Linked DNA regions of Homo sapiens: region 2 is linked to region 1. A link is a contact called in ENCODE Hi-C or POLR2A ChIA-PET data. All regions are on one chromosome and are shown on one strand. Each heading gives the region's core, a stretch centred on a gene start or an enhancer-like site at or near the end of the contact. The rest is flanking DNA. Distances are from core to core; before and after follow the strand shown.

Region 1 (4,529 bases), core at 476-2,975:
TTATAATCCTCTAATTCTCTAGCGGTTTTCTGTTGGAGTTAAATAAACTCCAAACTCCTCATCTTTGCCTCCAAGGCTCCGCTGATCTGGGCCTCACCATTCTTTCATGCCCCCTCCCCTATCATACTCTCTTGGGTCCCCACTCTGGCCATCCTGGACTTTTTGTATCCCTCAGACATCCCAAGCTGTTGCCTGCCCCAGGCTCCTTGAATGTCTGTTTCTTCTTCTCTCTGGAAAACTCCTGTCCAGCTGCTATACGGGCTTCTGCCATCTTTTCTCTCCAATGCATGCCAGAGGCGTGGTTATGATTAGCAAAATGGATGTTGCAAGTAACTTTTTCATTGGATTGGCTAGAAGTGTCATAGAGAGACCCCATCCCGCTTTCTTTGGCATGAACAGAGTATAAAAATCTCGCAGGGGCCGGGCGTGGTGGCTCATGCCTGTAATCCCAGCACTTTGGGAGGCTGAGGTGGGCGGATCACGAGGTCAGGAGATCGAGACCATCCTGGCTAACACAGTGAAACCCCATCTCTACTAAAACTACAAAAAATTAGCCAAGCATGGTGGCGGGCGCCTGTAGTCCCAGCTACTCGGGAGGCTGAGGCAGGAGAATGGCATGAACCCAGGAGGCGGAGCTTGGAGTGAGCTGAGATAGCGCCACTGCACTCTAGCCTAGGTGACTGAGTGAGACTCCGTCTCAAAAAAAAAAAAAAAGAAAGAAAGAAAAGAAAAAAGAATCCCGCAGGTCACCTGAACCTTACCGTGCTAGGTATGGGTAGAGGGCTCTGCACTTGTCCAGGTTCCAGCCAACTTCATGAAGGATTTTTATTGCCTGACTCCGAGTAAAAGGTTAGCTAAATCTGGGCTGCAAGGTGCAAAGTCCTGGAAAAGGAAGAGCCATGAGGGACTTCTTTTAGCTCATCAACCAAGATCCACAATTCTGTGTAGCATAATTTGGTCAGAGATGTGTTGTCTCGGGCAGACTATTGTCATCCTCTACCGACACTGTTGGAAGCTACTGATATGGACTACAAAGAATCCAGGAGTCCTGAAACCAAGTCATTTGGAGTCAGTCAAGACCAATAGCAGCATTTTATAGTGTGGGCAGGGGAAGAAAAGAGGCTGGAGGCTGGGCACAGTGGCTCACGCCTGTAATCCCAGCACTTTGGGAGGCCGAGGCGGGGGGATCACCTGGGGTCAGGAGTTCGAGACCAGCCTGGCCAATACGGTGAAACCCCGGCTCTACTAAAAATACAAAAATTAGCTGGGCATGGTGGCACATGCCTGCAATCCCAGATACTCAGGAGGCTGAGGTGGGAGAATGGCTTCAACCCGGGAGGCGGAGGTTGCAGTGAGCCGAGATTGGGCCAATGCACTCCAGCCTGGGCGACAGAGCAAGACTGTGTCTCAAAAAAAAAAAAAGAGGCTAGAGTTGCTGGAGAGAGCTTACTTAGGACATCTAACCCAGCTTTAGTCTTTCCCAGGGCTGGGTTGCCATGAAGCCCACAGGGAACTTTCTTTCAGATTCCACAGAGCAGCCTAGAGCCCCTAAAAGCGATCATCCAGTACAGACTGCCAATGAAGAAGAACAACAACTTGTACTCTGTAAGTGTGGGAGGTGGGCACTGGGGAAAGGGGAGGGCGGGGCCTTGCAAGAAAAGTGGGCGTGGCCTAAGTGGAAGGTGAGCAGAGGGAGGAGGTCGGACCTGGCAAGGGTGGGAACTCTCAAAGGAAGTAGGTGGGGACTCTCAAAGGAAGTGAAAGGTGAGGAAAGGAAGTGGGTGGGGCCTTGTGAGGAAAGTGGGTGTGACCTTTCAAAGGACGTGAAATGTGAGCAGAGGGAGGGGGTGTGACCTTACAAGGGAAGTGGGTGTGGCCTTTCAAAGAAAGTGGGAGGTAAGCAGAGATGGAATGGGGCCTCACAAATGTGGTAGGTGGGGGTTTGCAAAGGGATGTGGGTGGGGCTTCATAAATGTAGTGGGTGGGGCTTTGCAAAGGGAAGTGGATGTGGCCTTTGCAAAGGGAAATGGGAGGTGAGCAATGCGTGGGGGCCTAGCAAAAGGACGTAGGCGGGACCTTTGGGACGCATTTTTCCCTTCTGGCATGAAGGGACTGATTAATGAACAGTGTCTGTTCTGGCTAATTACTGCTGGGCAACAAATCACCACCAAAACTGGTGGCTAAAAAAAATCAGTCATTTTGTTATTAATTTTTTCCCAAGAACATTAAGATAATTAAACAATATACTAAAAAGTTGAAAATTATGTTAAAACTAACAACATTAAGTTTAAATATTTTATTTATACCCAAGCCAAAATTTGTTATAACAATGACTAAGACAACCAATTAGAATTGCAGACTTCTCAGGAGATCGAGACCATCCTGGTCAACATGGTGAAACACCGTCTCTACTAAAAATACAAAAATTAGCTGGGCATGGTGGTACGTGCCTGTAGTCCCAGCTACTCAGGAGGTTGAGGCAGGAGAATCGCTTGAACCCGGGAGGCGGAGGTTCCAGTGAGCCGAGATCACACCACTGCACTCCAGCCTGGCAACAGAGTGAGACTCTGTCTCAAAAAAAAAAAAAAAAAAAGGCCGGGCGCCAGTGGCTCACACCTGTAATCCCAGCACTTTGGGAGGCCGAGGCAGGCGGATCACGAGGTCAGAAGATCGAGACCATCCTGGCTAACACGGTGAAACCCCGTCTCTATTGAAAATACAAAAAAATTATCCAGGCGTGGTGGTGGGCGCCTGTAGTCCCAGCTACTCGGGAGGCTGAGACAGGAGAATGGCGTGAACCCAGGAGGCGGAGCTTGCAGTGAGCTGAGATCGCGCCACTGCACTCCAGCCTGGGCAACAGAGCAAGACTCCGTCTCAAAAAAAAAAAAAAAAAAAAAATTACAAACTTTTTAGAGGTTCAAAGTGACCACTACAGCAACAGTCTTAAGTCTCGGATAACTTAAAAGACTACTTTGTTAGCAATAACACTTACAGCAGGGTTTCTCAACCTCCTTGCTGTTGACATTTGGGGCAGGTAATTCTCTAAGGAGCTGTCCGACGCCCTGTAGGATGTTGAGCTGCATTGCTGGCCTCCACTCACTGGATGCCAGGAATATATCCCCTGCCTCCCACTTGAAACAACCAAAAGTGTCTCCAGACACTGCCTAATATACCCTGGTGGGGGGAGGGTGGGCGGTGGTGGAGTAGTATCACCCCTGGTTGAAGACGCTAATTTATAGGGGAGAGTCACATAGAAGGGCATCTACTCCTCTGCAAGGGAGAGTAGAACCTACCATTTTAAGATTCTGTTTAGGCTGGGCACAGTAGCTCATGCCTGTAATTGGGAGGCTGAGGTGGACAAATAACCTGAGGTCAAGAGTTCGAGACTAGCCTGGCCAACATGGAGAAACCCTGTCTCTACTAAAAATACAAATAATAATAATAATAATAATAATAATAATAATAATAATAATAATCGCCCAAGCACAGTGGCTCACACCTGTAATCCCAGCACTTTGGGAGGCTGAGGCGGGCAGATCATGAGGTCAGGAGGTACAGACCATCCTGGCCAACATGGTGAAACCCCGTCTCTACTAAAAAATACAAAAAATTAGCTGGGCATGGTGGCATGCGCCTGTAGTCCCAGCTGCTCAGGAGGCTGAGGCAGGGGAATCACTTGAACCCGGGAAGCGGAGGTTGCAGTGAGCCGAGATAGTGCCACTGCACTCAAGCCTGGCGAAAGAGCGAGACTCCATCTAAAAAAAAAAAGGCTGGGTGTGGTGGCTCATGCCTGTAATCCCAGCACTTTGGGAAGCCGAGGTGGGTGGATAACCTGAGGTCAGGAGTTCGAGACCATCCTGACCAATATGGTGAAACCCCACCTCTACTAAAAATACAAAAATTAGCCGGGCGTGGTGGCACGCACCTGTAGTCTCAGCTACTCAGGAGGCTGAGAGAGGAGAATCACTTGATCCCAAGAGGCAGAGGTTGCAGTGAGCCAAGAGCAGTGAGCGGAGATCACGCCACTGCACTCCAGCCTGGGCGACAGAGCAAGACTCTGTCTCCAAATAAACAAATAAATAAAATAAAATACAAAAAAAAAAAAAAAAAACAGCCAGGCGTGGTGGTGCATGCCTGTCCAAGCTACTCGGGAGGCTAAAGAGGATCACTTGAACCTGGGAGGTGGAGGTTGCAGTGAGCTGAGATCACGCCATTGCACTCCAGCCTGGGTGACAGAGCAAGACTCTTGTCTCAAAAGAAAAAAGAAAGAAAGAAAGAAAAAGATTTAGTTTAGGACCCAGAAATGAGCAAAAACGAATGAGACTGAGAAAGTGGACTGTGACATTTGGGAAGGAAAATGGCCGAGTAAGACAATGAACTGTGCCAGTTGTGATGCTTGGCATCTGTGTGCCCAACAGACTGAGGACCAACCCAGATCTCCAAGACAGGGGATTGGATTGGACCAGCATGGGTCTGGTGCCCATCCCAATCCAGTCATTTGTGGCTGTGGAAGCCGGGGGTCTTCTACC
Region 2 (4,969 bases), core at 804-3,303, 210 kb after region 1:
ACACTATCAAGGGGAGCAGAGGGTGGGGGGGCAGATGTAGCTGGAGGGAGAAATGGGGTCAATATTTTTCAAAATGCAAGCATTCGGGCCGGGGTCGGGGGGGCGCTACGCTCAGCAGTTACAGTGTTGCAGTTTGCATTATGCACATTTAAAATACATACAAAAGTACCCAGAGCTTTGAGAGGCTGAGGGGAGAGGATCACCTGAGCCCAAGAGTTCCAGGCTGCAGTGAGCTATGATCGTGCCCTTGCACTCCAGCCTGGGCAATAGAGGGAGAAAATAATAAAATAAAGGCCGGGCATGGTGGCTCAGGCCTATAATCCCAGCACTTTGGGAGGCCGAGGCAGACGGGTCACCTGAGATCAGGAGTTTGAGATCAGCCTGGCCAATGTGGTGAAACCCTGTCTCTACTAAAAATACAAAAAATTAGCCGGGCGTGGTGGCAGGCGCCTGTAGTCCCAGCTACTCGGGAGGCTGAGGCAGGAGAATGGTGTGAACCCGGGAGGCAGAGCTTGCAGTGAGCCAAGATCCCGCCACTGCACTTCAGCCTGGGTGACAGAGCGAGACTGTGTGTCAAAAAAAAAAAAACCCAAAAACCAAAAAAATAAAAAACAAAAATTAGTTGGGCGTGGTGGCAGCTTCCCGTAATCCCAGCTACTCGGGAGGCTGAGGCAGGAGAATCGCTTGAACCCGGAAGGCAGAGGTTGCAGTGAGCCAAGACCGCACCATTGCACTCCAGCCTGAGTGACAAGAGCGAAATTCGGTCTCAAAAACAAACAAAACAAAAAAGCTGGGCATGATGGTTCGTTGCCTGTAATCCCAGCTACTCGGGAGGCTGAGGCATGAGAATCACTTAAACCCCAGAGGCAGCGGTTGCAAATCTTCAGGGCCTGAGATCGTGCCACTGCGCTCCAGGTTGGGCGACAGAGTGAGACTCTGTCTCAAAAATAAACAAATAAAAATAAATATAAACAAAAGTAGAGAAAACAGGGTAATGAGACCCCACGTACTTATCACACCAATTCAACAATTAATTCACGGTCAAAGATGATTCTTCCCTACCCGCCCCCTCCCTGCCCCCACAGCCTGGATTTATGTGGAAGCAAATCCCAGAGATCTTTTTTCTGTAAATATTTTTTTTTCAGTTTGCGTTTGTAAAAAACGATGACTCTTTTTTTTTTTTTTGAGACAATGTTTTGCTGTGTCGCCCAGGCTGGAGTGCAGTGGCGGGATCTCTGTTCACTGCAACCTCCGCCTCCTGGGTTCAAGCAATTCTCCTGCCTCAGCCTCCTGAGTCGCTGGGATTACAGGCACGCGCGCCACCAAGCTCGGCTCATTTTTTGTATTTTCAGTAGAGACGGGTTTTCACCATGCTGGCCAGGCTGGTCTCGAACTCCTGACCTCAGGTGATCCACCCGCCTCGGCCTCCCGAAGTGCTGGGATTACAGGCGTGAGCCACCACGCCCGGCCGAGGAATCAAAAAGACAACCATAATGCCATTTTCAAACCTAAAGTAATAGTGATACGGAGACGGGGAAATGAATGATACCTCGCTCTGACCTTTGACCATAAGCCCTAACTCTGGATAGCTGGCCCCACCACACACATAATCGTGGCCTTGACGTCAGTCCCCTGACCCCGGACCCTTATCTCGGCCTGACTGTACTCTGCCCTTAACCTCTAGCCCTAGTCGACTCCATAACCGTGGCCTTGGCCCCAGTCCCCCTGACTTCCGGACTTCAGACCAGATACTGCCCATATCCCCTTATGAAGTCTTGGCCAGGCAACCCCTAGGGTGTACGTTTTCTAATGATTAAAGAGGCGGTGCTAAGCTGCAGACGGACTTGCGACTCAGCCACTGGTGTAAGTCAGGCGGGAGGTGGCGCCCAATAAGCTCAAGAGAGGAGGCGGGTTCTGGAAAAAGGCCAATAGCCTGTGAAGGCGAGTCTAGCAGCAACCAATAGCTATGAGCGAGAGGCGGGACTCTGAGGGAAGTCAATCGCTGCCGCAGGTACCGCCAATGGCTTTTGGCGGGGGCGTTCCCCAACCCTGCCCTCTCTCATGACCCCGCTCCGGGATTATGGCCGGGACTGGGCTGCTGGCGCTGCGGACGCTGCCAGGGCCCAGCTGGGTGCGAGGCTCGGGCCCTTCCGTGCTGAGCCGCCTGCAGGACGCGGCCGTGGTGCGGCCTGGCTTCCTGAGCACGGCAGAGGAGGAGACGCTGAGCCGAGAACTGGAGCCCGAGCTGCGCCGCCGCCGCTACGAATACGATCACTGGGACGCGGTGAGACCGGCAGCGCCGGGGGCGAGGGACGGGGGCTCGTCGGGGGCGCGGCCTGGGGACGTGGAGCATCAGATGGGGCGGGGACACGCTGGGGGCGGTACCTAGAGCGGGGATTTGGAGCGGGGACAGAGGAGACGAGCGCCGGGACCGGGCAGGGCCACACTGGGGGCGGTTACAGTACCGTTTAGCGTGGGGGCGGGGCTACGGTGCTGGGGTTGTGGGGCCAGGGGGGTCGGGCGCAGGGATGGGGCGGGGCCACGCTGGGGCGGGGACAAAGGAGACAGCGCAGGGATGGGGCGGGGGCACTCTGGGGGCGGGACAGGAGGCGAGCGTAGGGACGGGGCGTGGCCACGCTGGGGGCGGGGACAGTGGGGACCAGTGCTGGGATGGGGCGTGGCCACGCTTGGGGGCGGTTACAGCGCAGTCGAGCGTGGGGGTGGGGCCAGGGAGTCGGGTGTAGGGTTGGGGTGCGATTACGCTGCTAGCAGTTACAGTGCAGAAGAACGTGGCGGCTGGGATTGGGGCGTGGTCAGGTCGTCGAGCGCATGGATGGGGCGGGGCCAAGCTTGGGGCGGGGTCCGTGGAGTCAAGCGCCGGGATGGGTTGGGGCCATGCTGTGGGGGGGACGGGGAAGTCGAGGTTTAGAGAGGGCAGAACCACGCTGGGGGCGGAGATAGGGGAGACACATGCTGGGATGGGGCAGGGCCTTTTTGGGGTCGGTAGCTATTGCAGGGATTTGGGAGCTGGGCTATGGTGGGGGCTGGGCTGAAACTCTGGCTGTGGGAGGGGCGGGACCTGGGGGATGAGGACCTTGGGGTCAGGGAGAGCACTTTTGCGACCTGGGACCAAGGTTAGGGGCGGAAACGGATGTGGAGCCAGATGATGTTGAGAGACAGAGACAGGACACTTGGGTGGGGTCAAGTTGTAGGGAGATTCAGCCAATTGAATGCTGGGGCCGGGCCAGCATTGGGGACCTGGAATTGTAGCCTCAGGGTGAGTACTAAGGACTGAGGTCACACCTAGGTAGGGCCATAGTTGAGGGGCTAGGGGAGTTTGAGTTGAGGGCAGGGTCAAGAGTCACATAGGGAAACCAGCCCCTTGCCGTTTTCTGCCCCTCCTTGCCTCAGTTTCCTTGTTCCCTCTGGGAGCTCCCAGGCTTAACCGAGCTCTCTGTGCAGGCCATCCACGGCTTCCGAGAGACAGAGAAGTCGCGCTGGTCAGAAGCCAGCCGGGCCATCCTGCAGCGCGTGCAGGCGGCCGCCTTTGGCCCCGGCCAGACCCTGCTCTCCTCCGTGCACGTGCTGGACCTGGAAGCCCGCGGCTACATCAAGCCCCACGTGGACAGCATCAAGGTGGGCAGAGGACGGTGCCTTGGCACTCCCAGCCAGGGGGTAGGCAGGCCCGGTTAGATCCTGACCCATCCCCACGCCTCTTTTGCAGTTCTGCGGGGCCACCATCGCCGGCCTGTCTCTCCTGTCTCCCAGCGTTATGCGGCTGGTGCACACCCAGGAGCCGGGGGAGTGGCTGGAACTCTTGCTGGAGCCGGGCTCCCTCTACATCCTTAGGTACCTCCATCCAGGCAGCACCCACCCCTCCAAGAATGTGCCATCCGCCCACCCTGTGCCCTGGGTACTTTCCCTCAATCCAGCCCTCCCCGAAGACGCCTTTACCCCAGGGTCTGTGTGGGAGGCAGCAGGGGGCTGGAATCCAGGAGGCTGGAATCCAGGTCTGCCTGGAGCAGGGGCTGCCCTCCTTGCACCCAGTCACAGCCTGTTTCTTCCTGCAGGGGCTCAGCCCGTTATGACTTCTCCCATGAGATCCTTCGGGATGAAGAGTCCTTCTTTGGGGAACGCCGGATTCCCCGGGGCCGGCGCATCTCCGTGATCTGCCGCTCCCTCCCTGAGGGCATGGGGCCAGGGGAGTCTGGACAGCCGCCCCCAGCCTGCTGACCCCCAGCTTTCTACAGACACCAGATTTGTGAATAAAGTTGGGGAATGGACAGCCTAACTGGGACATTGCAGTGGCTGCTTGCTGGGGCCGGGATTTGCAGGGGAACCCAGGATGGCACTGGCCCATAGGGAGCTCCAGGTGTGGCTGGCTGGACACATGGTCAAAGTCACAAGGCCGGGAGAGTGGTGTCCTTTATTGCACTCACTGCTGGTCGCCCCAGCCCACTCCCCTCCTCGTTGTCTCTGCATCCAGGTCTCCAATAAATAAGTCAGCCGAGCTCCCCCAGCACTGCAGCTTCTGGGTGCCAGGCCGGGCACCCTCAGCCACCACAGCCGCAGGCAGCCGCCGAGAGCTGGGGCAGCCGCTGCCAGCGGTGGCGGTCATCGAGGAAGGCCACGTCGGTGTAGCGAGTGGGCCGGCAGCAGGGCCCGCCGTGGGCTCGGCCCTGGCCCTGCAGCCGGGCCAGCGCCAGGCCATGCTGGGTGCGGGCACCACGGGGGCAGCTGCCGGCGCAGTAGCGGAAGATGACCTTCTCCTCTGAGGCGTAGCCCAGGCCTAGCTCTGCCACGGACAGGGTCAGGCTCCACAGCTGGCATGGACCAGACAGGGCTCGGCGCAGGCGGGCAAGGGGGCGGTGGGTGCCTGTGGGAGGGAAGGGCGCTGACAGTGAGCAGGGTCAGGGCTGGGGAAAGTTGGGAAGTCACAGAGGGTCCCTGGAAGTCCTTACCCAGCCAG

Evidence for each region. Hi-C counts contacts between places; a loop is a spot of excess contacts on that map. ChIA-PET counts read pairs that join two places held with the same protein, here RNA polymerase II (POLR2A). Pooled maps may share reads with other maps.
Region 2: a loop to region 1 is called in a pooled map, with 8 times the contacts of the local background. The contact joins the promoter of ALKBH7 here to the enhancer-like site in region 1. A Hi-C loop is called at or near these places in 3 of 37 single-sample maps with no recorded cell type and 10 of 50 pooled maps. POLR2A ChIA-PET finds 5 or more read pairs at or near these places in 7 of 52 experiments (A673, BJ, GM10248 and 4 more).

The regions. Positions count from the first base shown.
Region 1 is chr19:6,159,691-6,164,219 of GRCh38, forward strand. ACSBG2 (acyl-CoA synthetase bubblegum family member 2) reads left to right here. Exons shown (of 15, transcript NM_030924.5): 6 at 1,525-1,605. The region is part of intron 2 of LOC105372255 (a long non-coding RNA gene); the gene reads right to left. Among named protein-coding and RNA genes, the nearest start is that of ACSBG2, 26 kb to the left of the region's middle. RefSeq lists a silencer at 1,795-1,854. Within about 2 kb of position 1,726, at least 4 of the 41 ENCODE cell types and tissues checked have a DNase peak (open chromatin) inside an H3K27ac peak, as active enhancers do.
Region 2 is chr19:6,370,741-6,375,709 of GRCh38, forward strand. ALKBH7 (alkB homolog 7) reads left to right here and starts at 2,054. Exons shown (of 4, transcript NM_032306.4): 1 at 2,054-2,284; 2 at 3,463-3,636; 3 at 3,725-3,849; 4 at 4,071-4,510. The coding sequence starts at 2,081. The coding sequence ends at 4,233. PSPN (persephin) reads right to left here. Exons shown (of 2, transcript NM_004158.5): 1 at 4,962-4,969; 2 at 4,408-4,876. The coding sequence ends at 4,554. RefSeq lists an enhancer at 1,786-2,708 and a silencer at 2,378-2,777.